2 separate regions of the Homo sapiens genome follow, and region 2 is linked to region 1. A link is a contact called in ENCODE Hi-C or POLR2A ChIA-PET data. All regions are on one chromosome and are shown on one strand. Each heading gives the region's core, a stretch centred on a gene start or an enhancer-like site at or near the end of the contact. The rest is flanking DNA. Distances are from core to core; before and after follow the strand shown.

What was found. Hi-C counts contacts between places; a loop is a spot of excess contacts on that map. ChIA-PET counts read pairs that join two places held with the same protein, here RNA polymerase II (POLR2A). Pooled maps may share reads with other maps.
Region 2: a loop to region 1 is called in a map of B cell, with 13 times the contacts of the local background. The contact joins the promoter of PRKD1 here to the enhancer-like site in region 1. A Hi-C loop is called at or near these places in 1 of 168 maps with a recorded cell type or tissue (B cell), 4 of 37 single-sample maps with no recorded cell type and 8 of 50 pooled maps. POLR2A ChIA-PET finds 5 or more read pairs at or near these places in 1 of 52 experiments (activated B cell).

What each region holds. Positions count from the first base shown.
Region 1 is chr14:29,854,425-29,859,146 of GRCh38, forward strand. The region is part of intron 1 of PRKD1 (protein kinase D1); the gene reads right to left. Among named protein-coding and RNA genes, the nearest start is that of PRKD1, 71 kb to the right of the region's middle. Within about 2 kb of position 3,312, at least 2 of the 41 ENCODE cell types and tissues checked have a DNase peak (open chromatin) inside an H3K27ac peak, as active enhancers do; they include B cell, where a contact is called at or near this core.
Region 2 is chr14:29,926,003-29,930,869 of GRCh38, forward strand. PRKD1 (protein kinase D1) reads right to left here and starts at 1,845. Exons shown (of 18, transcript NM_002742.3): 1 at 1,247-1,845. The coding sequence starts at 1,510. LOC105370429 (a long non-coding RNA gene) reads left to right here and starts at 2,125. Exons shown (of 3, transcript XR_943703.2): 1 at 2,125-3,109.

The DNA.
Region 1 (4,722 bases), core at 2,062-4,561:
GTGGAACTTTGAACTTGAGGGAAATGATATAGGGTATCTAGCAGAATAAATTTCTAAGCAGCAAAGCATTCAAGAGGAGACTTGAGTGCTGTTAAAGGCACTCAGTTTTAAAAGGGAAGCAGAGCATAAAAATTCAGAAAATCTGCCGCCTGACAATGTGATAGGAAACAAAGTACCATTTTCTGAGGAGAAATTCAAACTGGTTGAATAAATTTGCATAAGTAATAAGTAGCCAAATGTTAATCCCCAAGACAATGGGAAAAATGTCTCCAGACCATGTCAGAGGTCTTCACTGCAGCCTCTCCCATCACAGGCCCAGAGGCCTAGGAGAAAAAAAGTGGTTTCGTGGGCTGAGTCCAGGGTCTCCATGCTTTGTGCAGCCTAGGGACTTAGTGCCCTGCATCCCAGCCACTCCAGCCATGGCTCAAAGGGGCCAACAGGGAGCTTGGGCCGTGGCTTCAGAGGGTTGAAGCCCCAAGTCTTGGCAGCTTCCACATGGAGTTGAGCCTGTGAGTGCACAGAAGTAAAGAACTGGGGTTTGGGAACCTCCGCCTAGATTTCAGAGGATGTATAAAGACGCCTGGATGCCCAGGCAGAAGTTTGCTGCAGGGGCAGGGCCCTCATTGAGAAACTCTGCTAGTGTAGTGTGGAAGGGAAATGTGGGGTTGGAGCCCTCAACAGAGTCCCTACTGGGGCACCACCAAGTGGAGCTGTGAGAAGAAGGCCACCATCCTCCAGACCCCAGAATGGTAAATCCATTGACAGCTTGCACTGTGCACCTGGAAAAGCCACACACACTCAATGTCGGCCCATGAAAACAGCCAGGAGGGAAGCTGTACCCTGCAAAGCCATAGGGACGGAGCTGCCCAAGACCATGGGAACCCATATCTTATATCAGCATGACCTGGATATGAGACCTGGGGCCAAAGGAGATCATTTTGAAGCTTTAAGATTTGACTGCCCAGCTAGATTTCAGACTTGCATGGGGTCTTTAGCCCCTTTGTTTTGACCAATTTCTCCCATGTGGAAGAGCTGTATTTACCCAGTGCCTTTTACAGGATCATAGGTGAAAGGAACTTGCCTTGTCTCAGATGAGACTTTGGACTGTGAACTTTGGAGTTAATGCTAAAATGAGTAAAGACTTTGGGGGACTGTTGGGAAGGCATGATTGGTTTTGAAATGTGAAGACAGGAGATTTGGGAGGAGCCAGGGATGGAATGATATGGTTGGGCTCAGAGTTCCCACCCAACTCTCATCTTGTAGCTCCCATAATTCCCATATGCTGTGGAAGGGACCCAGTGGGAGACTGTTGAATCATGAGGGCTAGTCTTTCCCATGCTATTCTCCTGATGGTGAGTGGGTCTCATGAGGTCTGATGGTTTTAAAAATGGGAGTTTCCCTGCACAAGCTCTCTCTCTTTGCCTGCTGCCATCCATGTAAGACGTGACTTGTTCCTTCTTGCTTTCCACCATGATTGTGAGGCCTCTACAACCATGTGGAACTGTTAAGTTCATTAAACCTCTTTCTTTTGTAAATTGCCCAGTCCTGCGTACATCTTTATTAGCAGGATGAAAATAGACTAATATATGCACACTAATCCATCATAATAGAGTCATTCTCTTCCTTCAGTTTGGCTTCACTAGAACATATGCATCTGGATGAAGGATGGCACCATACAAAGAATATTGCATCCGATACCTCACATCACAAAGGGTATAAAGGAAGTTGAATGGGCCAATTGGAAAAATGCTAGAAAATCAAAAAATAGGTACCAGCCTATGCAGTCAAAGGCAAACTCTTTTTCCAAGTCTACAAGGAGTTTTTCACTTGAGACAAGCAGATCATTCTATATTCCAAATACAGCAACCTGAGCACCACTGCCAATTCCCCAATCCCTTTGAAAAAAGAAAAAAATTAATGCAGCCAATTGTTGAAATACTTGAATAACTGATTGTACAACCACAACCAAAGGTTTGCCATGGTCCCCAAGCAGAACAAAAAAGACACTAAAAACACAGATTTCTCACTAGGTATTTTTATAGGGGATAAAAGTAAACAATCAATGAAAGTGTCTCATGGAGAAGGAAATACAAATAGATAATTTTAGTGCCAGTTTTATCTGTCAGTAAAATCTGCAGCAATAAGCTCTGTTAATACCACAAGAGGAACCAATCAATGTATCGTGAGTTCAATGCACTAACTGACTGTTCATGTGTTTATCTAAATACTCAAGAGAGAAGGAGCCCAGATACCATGAAGTCCAGGAAAGAGTCCAAGTACCATGGGTCCTGAAGGCCTGCTGAAGTTTGGGTACCTAAAATAGGAACAGACTCCCGGGCACATCTCTGAGGCTGGTAAGCTAACATGAGTAAAATCACTCCACTGGAACTCCTGCTCCAAGTCTTTCTTCTGTAGCCTAATCCATTTGCCTCGGTATGCAGAACATCAAGAGTCACTTGGTGATCCTGAGTTAAAACAGCTCGAGCCTAACAAGGGAACAGTTCCTCTGGAATCACCAGTCACTTATTTCTGGGACAGTAGTAGGGAAAAGAAAAGAGACTTCAGGATCAAACAAACCCAAGTGTGATCAAACCCAACTGCATTTACTAGCCCTGTAATCTGGGGCAAATATCTTAACCTCTCACCTCCCTTGCCTTCTTTATCTACAAATGGTCTTCTTATGAACCCTTCAGGACTGTAGTAAAGACCAAATGGTATCATGAATATATGTGAAATACTAGCATACTTAGGCAGTCAGAAAACATAGTCATTAATATTGTCATTGTTATTGTCATTGTTTTGGCTCAACATGCTGACAGGCCAGAATATGGGCCTCAGGAGCATGAACCCTATCCACACTACCCTCATTTGCAACCACCCAGCTTATAAAAGGCAGAAAATAAAAATGCATGAGAGCCATCAGAGAAAACAACAACAACAAAAAAGAAACACCAGTTTTTTCATGGAAGGAAGAGAAAAAGTTAAAAAGCAAGGCTGCACACCTTACCTGGGCAGGAGACTGAAAGGAATTGTTGGCCTTCCTGACAGACCCAATGGCCTCCTGCCCACAGTAGGTCCTCTACATTCTCTGAGGATTTTCACATAGCTTTTTCAGGTAGCTCAAAATGCCAGCAATTAGTGATTCAAGTGTCCTCTTCAGAAAATGCAAATACCTTCGTTCAGGTTAGGGTTATGCTTATATTATGTCTCATTCATACACTTAGAAGAAGTTGTTCAGTCAAACTGCTCCCCTCTAAGAAAATGCTAGAATGCCACAAAGCACTTTTTATGAGTAAAGCAGGCTGCGGGGAGGAGAAAGGAGGACTGAAAAAGGCAGCGAGGGGAAACAGGGGAAGTCTAAGGTGGTGAAAATCTGATAGAAGAATGTGAAACCAAAACTAGCTTATTTAAAAATCTCCCTAAAAGATGACTGCCAATTCTACAGCAAAAGACTCCTCTCCACATTTTCTCTCATTTTCCTTGGTTCTGTCCTCCTAAGAACCAGAGTGGAGTCTCCTATCATAGTACCACAGTGAAATTTTTAACATGGGTTCAAGGAGATTCTGTGAGCCAGCTAAGAAATTTAACTTTAGTTGTTTAACTTTTTTTGTATGAGAAAACTAGTTCTGAGTTCATACAACTCACTTACATAAGTCACTGAAAGCAGAAAGTAAACTGTCTTGCTTAAGATCAACAATTATTTCATTAAACAAATAAATGAACAGATACATCAACAAATGAATAAATTAAGGGGAGGGCTTCCTGATTAGACTCACCCCTGATCTCAGTTTGGTTTTCTTCTAAGCACCTATCACCATCTGACCTCATAATTCATTGACCATCTTCCCTACTAGAACATAAACTCTATGAGGGTACAAACTGGTTTTTACACTACTGTTGTCCTCACCTATAATAGTGTATGGCAAATTGTACATGCTCAGTAAATATTTGTTGAATAAGTGAATAGCTGAACTGAACAGGAAATGTCTCTATAAGACCTTTGAGGTTTAACCCTAAGACTTTAAGAGTAATGCTCCAGTTCCCTCCCTCGCCCAGTTCCCCATTTCTAGTTTCACACCAGAAGAACATGACTACGTTCTGAGCTTGTGATCATTTCCCTTTAAATAATGCCCTATGGATCACTTCGAAACACTAGAGATTACTTGTCATGATACTGGTTACTGTCCCTACTTTTCCCCTGGGATTTTTTTTTTCTTAATGGCAAACCTTCAAAGAGGTTCCACCTGCACCAAAAATAGAAAATTCCACATAAATATAATGGCTTTCCCTGCTCTTTTTTAAGTACCTTAAACTCATTATCTTTTATCTTTGAGAAGATCTCTGAAGCCAAATCACACAGAACTGAAAGATATTCTCATTTCTTTTTCCATAGGAAAAACAAAAACAAAAAACTCTGCTATTTAGAAAAAATGCTGGGAGGGGGCACTATAACCTATTGCACCTATAAGTGTCTGTAAGTCACTTCCCCTGGCACCATCTGCTTCCAATATTACAAGTCTCCTCTATTTGAATAATGACACAATACCTTTTCCCCCTAATTGATTACTATCTTTTTAATTACAAAAAGGTCTTTACTACTAAACCAATGGCAAAAAGCAGGTCATACTAACTGTTATAAAATAATATAGCATTTCCCCACTTGCAAAGATTCATACATTAAATGTCTGATAATTCTCAAAATCAGTTAGGCCATCAAAAGTC
Region 2 (4,867 bases), core at 595-3,094, 70 kb after region 1:
TTGCAAACAGTTGACATTACCCGTAATATAAAAGTAAATTTCCATAAATAAATTCCTGGCACTCATTGTTACCTTAGTCTAGAACTTTCACAACTTTCTAGATCAGTGATTTTTTTCCACCTGGAGCTTTTAACATTCCTGTGCTCAGTGCTGCAATTCACAACCCTTAAGATTTAGCAAACTCTGTTACAAATAATTTAAAGAAAGCAATTCATGATTATTCAAGTGATAATTAGAAAGCAAAAGGAGTGCTAGCCAGTCCTCCAGGGCTGAAAAATTCAGCACCTTTAGAGACCTCTGTCTCCACTCCTGAAACGCTGGCTGTTTACACTAAGAAGACTGGCGCCATGGCCCCCTCTGCCTCACGTCTGTATCACCCCCTTCCATGCAACATCCATCTGGATGGCTCCAGAGGCAACCTGAAAATCCAAATTGCTACTGTAAACAGTGGTGGGTGGGCTGAGTCTCCTCTGGGGGTGGCCTGGCCCCGGATAATGACCCTTCTAACCTGCCTTCAGTGGCCGCTGTCCAGAGCCCCACAGCCTCAAACTTAAGGACACAGCCAGCCTCGGGGTGTTCCTGGACATCACCCCCACCACTTCAACGTCCTACTATCAGCATCCCGGGAATGAAAAATAGGAAGGTCGCAACTTTCAGGTTTTGTCGTTGGAAAATGTGTTTCCATGCTCATACAGAAGTGGAACTAAAAGATGACAAGGCCTTGGGTACCTGCACTCCTGGTCAGTTGTTTTGACAACTGGCCGAGTCAATCACACTCTCTTAAAAGCTTATCTGACAGGTGAGAAATTCCTTGTCTCCAGGTCATTCCGGGGGCACTCTGGTGCAGGAAGGAGGATTCCTGCACCAGGAATGCGCTGGTCCAGGGTCCGTAGGGGAGAGAGGGGAAGAAAACTGGGAAGTCTCAAGGACAAGGAGGGGCGCGGCGAGGAAAGGGCAAGATACCTGGAAATGTCATGAGAAGGATGGAAATGGGTGAGGAGGCGGCGGACTGGAGAGAAATCGGTGAATAGAGGAAGATGGGGCGAGAGGAGGATGAGCAACAGCGAGCGCAGCGCCTCGGGTTGCAGGCGTCCAGCCGCGGCGGGGCCAGCCGCTTCCAGAGCGCCGGCGAGGCTGGCGGCCAGCCGAGCCCCGGGAGCCGGAAAGTTGGCGCGGAGAGGGCCAGCCGGGCAGCGCCCCCTGCGCCGCGGGGAGGCGCCGGGCTGGCAGCGGTGCGGCGACTTACCTTCTGGTCGACAATGGAGCAAGCCATCTCGCGGACGTGCGCCAGGCTGTAGTCCCCGGACGAGTCCTGCAGCAGCAGCACCGGCTCACGGCTCAGGCCGATCTGCAGATGGAACGAGATGCCCCCGACCGGGGCCGCGACAGGAGCCAAGAACGGCGCGGGCCCGGGCCCGGACCCTGGGACCAGTGCGGCGGCCGCTGCGGCAGCTGCCGCCGCCACGGGCAGCAGCGGACTGGGCGGCCGCAGGACCGGAGGGGCGCTCATCGCTCGGCGGGGCGCAGGGCCGGGCAGCGGAGGGCGGGGGCTGGCGGCGCGGCAGCAGGAAAGTTTTGCAGCCGCTGAGCCAGGAGCTTCTTTCTCCGAGAGCCCAGACGGAAAATAAAAACTTTCCGGAAAAGTCCCTGGGCTGGGGGAGGGCAAGGGGATGAGGATCGGGAGGGGAGGGGACTAAGGGGAGGAGATGGGGAGGAGGGAAAATGGCCGAGGCGGGAGGACTCTGAGGCCCGGAACGCGGCAGCCGGCTCGGGGCCGCCGGCACTGGGGAGGCGCCGCCGCCGCCAAGAATCTGCCGCCTGGCGCGCTCGGAAGGACGGGGCGACGGGTCGGCGCGGCCCGAGCGCCGGGCGGGGGCCGGGGCGGGAAGGGGGCGTGAGGGGCGGGGAAGGGGAGCTGGGGGCGGGCACTGGGGAGCCACCACCCGGCGGGCGCGGGAGTCGCAGGAGCAGCGGCCGCAGTGGCCGCAGGGTGCCCGGTCGCCGCCCCCTCCGCCCGCAGTTCCCGGGGCCTGAGCCTCCGCGAGCCGGGATAGGACCGAGTGGCGGGGCTCGGAGCCGCCTCGGCAGGCGCGGCCCTTCCCTCCCTGCAGGGATTCCCGTCCTCTCGGGTCCCGCTGCCCCGCCCCGACTGCGGACGGAGTGGATGGGGTGCACCGCCTCAGACCCGCTTCCTGGGGTCGCGAACTTCCCGGGCCCCAAGGTCCCTGCCACCTCTTCCAAATGCTGGAGGACTACGCACTTCTACAAGTGAGGTGACTTTTGAGGAATTCAAGAATGCTGATCACAGCGGTTCCCCTTGGGTCTTACCTTCGGAGGGTCAAGGGAGGATGGGTCATCTGGAACCCACTTACATCCAGGCCCCTCTGGGAGCCCTGGGGTTTGTGGCCAAAGAGGGTAGGAAGCCACTCCACAGAAAGGGGTTTAAACTTGTCTCTACCCTTTTTGTCGCTCTGACGCGCCCTTACAGCCAAACCTACGTACTCCACCCCAGCTCCTAAGGCACCGGATATACACAGTGATCTAAGGAGAGGGTCGCTTTGGAAAGAAAAGGCATTGACTGCCCAAGGGCAGGAGGGAGGTCTGATGCGGTCTCCTTTCCTTTACCTTATTCTTTGCGCCTGAAGTTTCTACTTTGGAGCTTCAGAAACTATTTTCCTTCTCCTCTATCAATCTAAAGTCTGTTATATAGGAGCAGTGCCCCCAAGTCCACCTCAGCACCGCCACCGTCATCACAAGCACAGCCATCAGGATTGGGCACAACCTGCCCTAATTTGGATCGCCGTTTATTTTTACTGTTGTTTTGGCAGGGTGGGGATTGCTTTACATTCGCTGGAGATGAATTATAATTCTCCCCTCCAACCAGGGTGGGCTTCATGGGTGTGCGACTATGCAGTTGTATAGGCCACAGCTCATAAGACCCGTGTTTGGTTTAATATTCTGGGACAATAGTCTACTGTCGCTGTTTTGTTCTTCTTCATAATTTTTAATCAAGGAGTCTCACATTTGTATTTTGCAATGGGCCACGCAGATAATGTAGTCAGCTTTGCCTCTCTCTTCGCCACTTCCCTAGACTTTCCCCTTCCTCTGCGTAAGTACACACAAACATACCTAAACAAACATTTTGTATTTTGTATAGCTTATTTTGTTCTGTTTTATTTATTTATTTATTTATTTATTTATTTATTTATTTATTGTCTTAACTTCTGGTTGTGGCCCAAGATATTGCAAGGTAGCTTCCTTTAGAACCGTGTTCCCAGGGTCAGTAATGGAGCCCCAAACACTGCAAGGCTGCACAACTGCATTGAAGAGACTTGAATTTATTCTCTGAATGTGATGGTTTGATAAGGTCTACCTGTGTTTACATTTTCCCTGCATAGTTACTTATGAGGTGGTCCTCTTCATCCCTGATACAGGTAGGTAATTTTCCTAATGTTCTAGACTCAGCTAATCTAGGAAAATGGTGGAATTTTTCTTGATGAAATGCCTTTCTGAATTCTGAAGGAGGTTTTTTTCTTTTAAATGTCCGAAACTATACTTCATTTTCTTTGAAATCAGAATAAAGTTAATATTCCACAGTTTTCTATTATCAAAAAAAAGCTTGCTGGTCAGTTTACAAGAGACTTACAAAAAGCTAGTTTCACTTGAGATTCAAGAGCGCTGAAGACATTCATGTTTTATAGATATCACAACTGCATGTTGAGGACTTCTCTGTTCCAGGCACTGTACTGGCACCAGTTGCACAGCTGTGAAGACAGGTGGTCCTTGCCCTAAAAAGATCACAGTGAAAAGGGGAGGGGGGATGGAGTAAAACCACAAATGATATTATTTCTAATATTCATAATTGCAATGAATTTTTTAAACCCAATGGCGAAGACAGTGACTTGTGGGAGGAGGGATGAAGAAATGGGCACTGCTCTGGACTGGGAATGAGAGAAGACTTCACTGAGAAGTTTACATTTGAGCCAAAATCTGGATGATAGAAAGGGTAGACTTCAGAAGAACTAGGGGAATAACATTGTAGGCATAGGTAACAGAGAGTGCAAAGACTCTAACACAGAAATATATTTAACATTTTCAAGGCATAGGAAAAGAGGGGCAAGTGCGTGAGATGAGGTCAGAGAGCTAATAGAAACCAGGTTACCAGGAGTCTTGAAAGCCATGGTAAAGTGTTTTTATTTCAATTCTCAGTGCACTACCAACCCATTGGAAGGTTTTAAAGCAGGGAATAATAAGATTAATTAGCATGTTTTAAAAGATTACTCTGGATTTTGTGTGGAATATAAGAGAAAAGAGTAAAAGTGGAGACACTGGGTAGGAGACTATTGCTGTTTTTGAGTCTAGAAACACGGGTTAGACTCCTATGGTTGTAGAAGAGATGCTAAGAAATGGGAAACTGCAGGCTCTATGTTGGCGGAAGTTCTTGCTGAATGAGTCAGAGATTTACAAGGAGTGAGAGAACAAGGGTGTCACAAAAGACTCCCAAGTTTCTGAGCAATTGGACTGATGGTGGTGCCAATAATTGACACAGAAGATAGAGAGTGAGCAAGTTCAGGGAGAAATAAGATTTCTACTTTGACCATGTTGAGTTTGATATGCTGCTAGATATTCAACTTAGAAATAGCATCTAGAGCTGGATATATGGGTCCAGCATCCAGAAAAGAGAAGAGGGTCAGAAATACATTTAGAAATCTTCTCAGTGTGCAGAAGGCATTTCAATGTGAGATTAGATGAGAGCTCTAGAGAGAAAGAGCTTAAAGTACTTATCAGTTATGAGACTTACAGGAATTTTAAAAAAAGTATGAATAACTTCTTGTTAGACTATGATTTATCAATAGTATGAAAGATT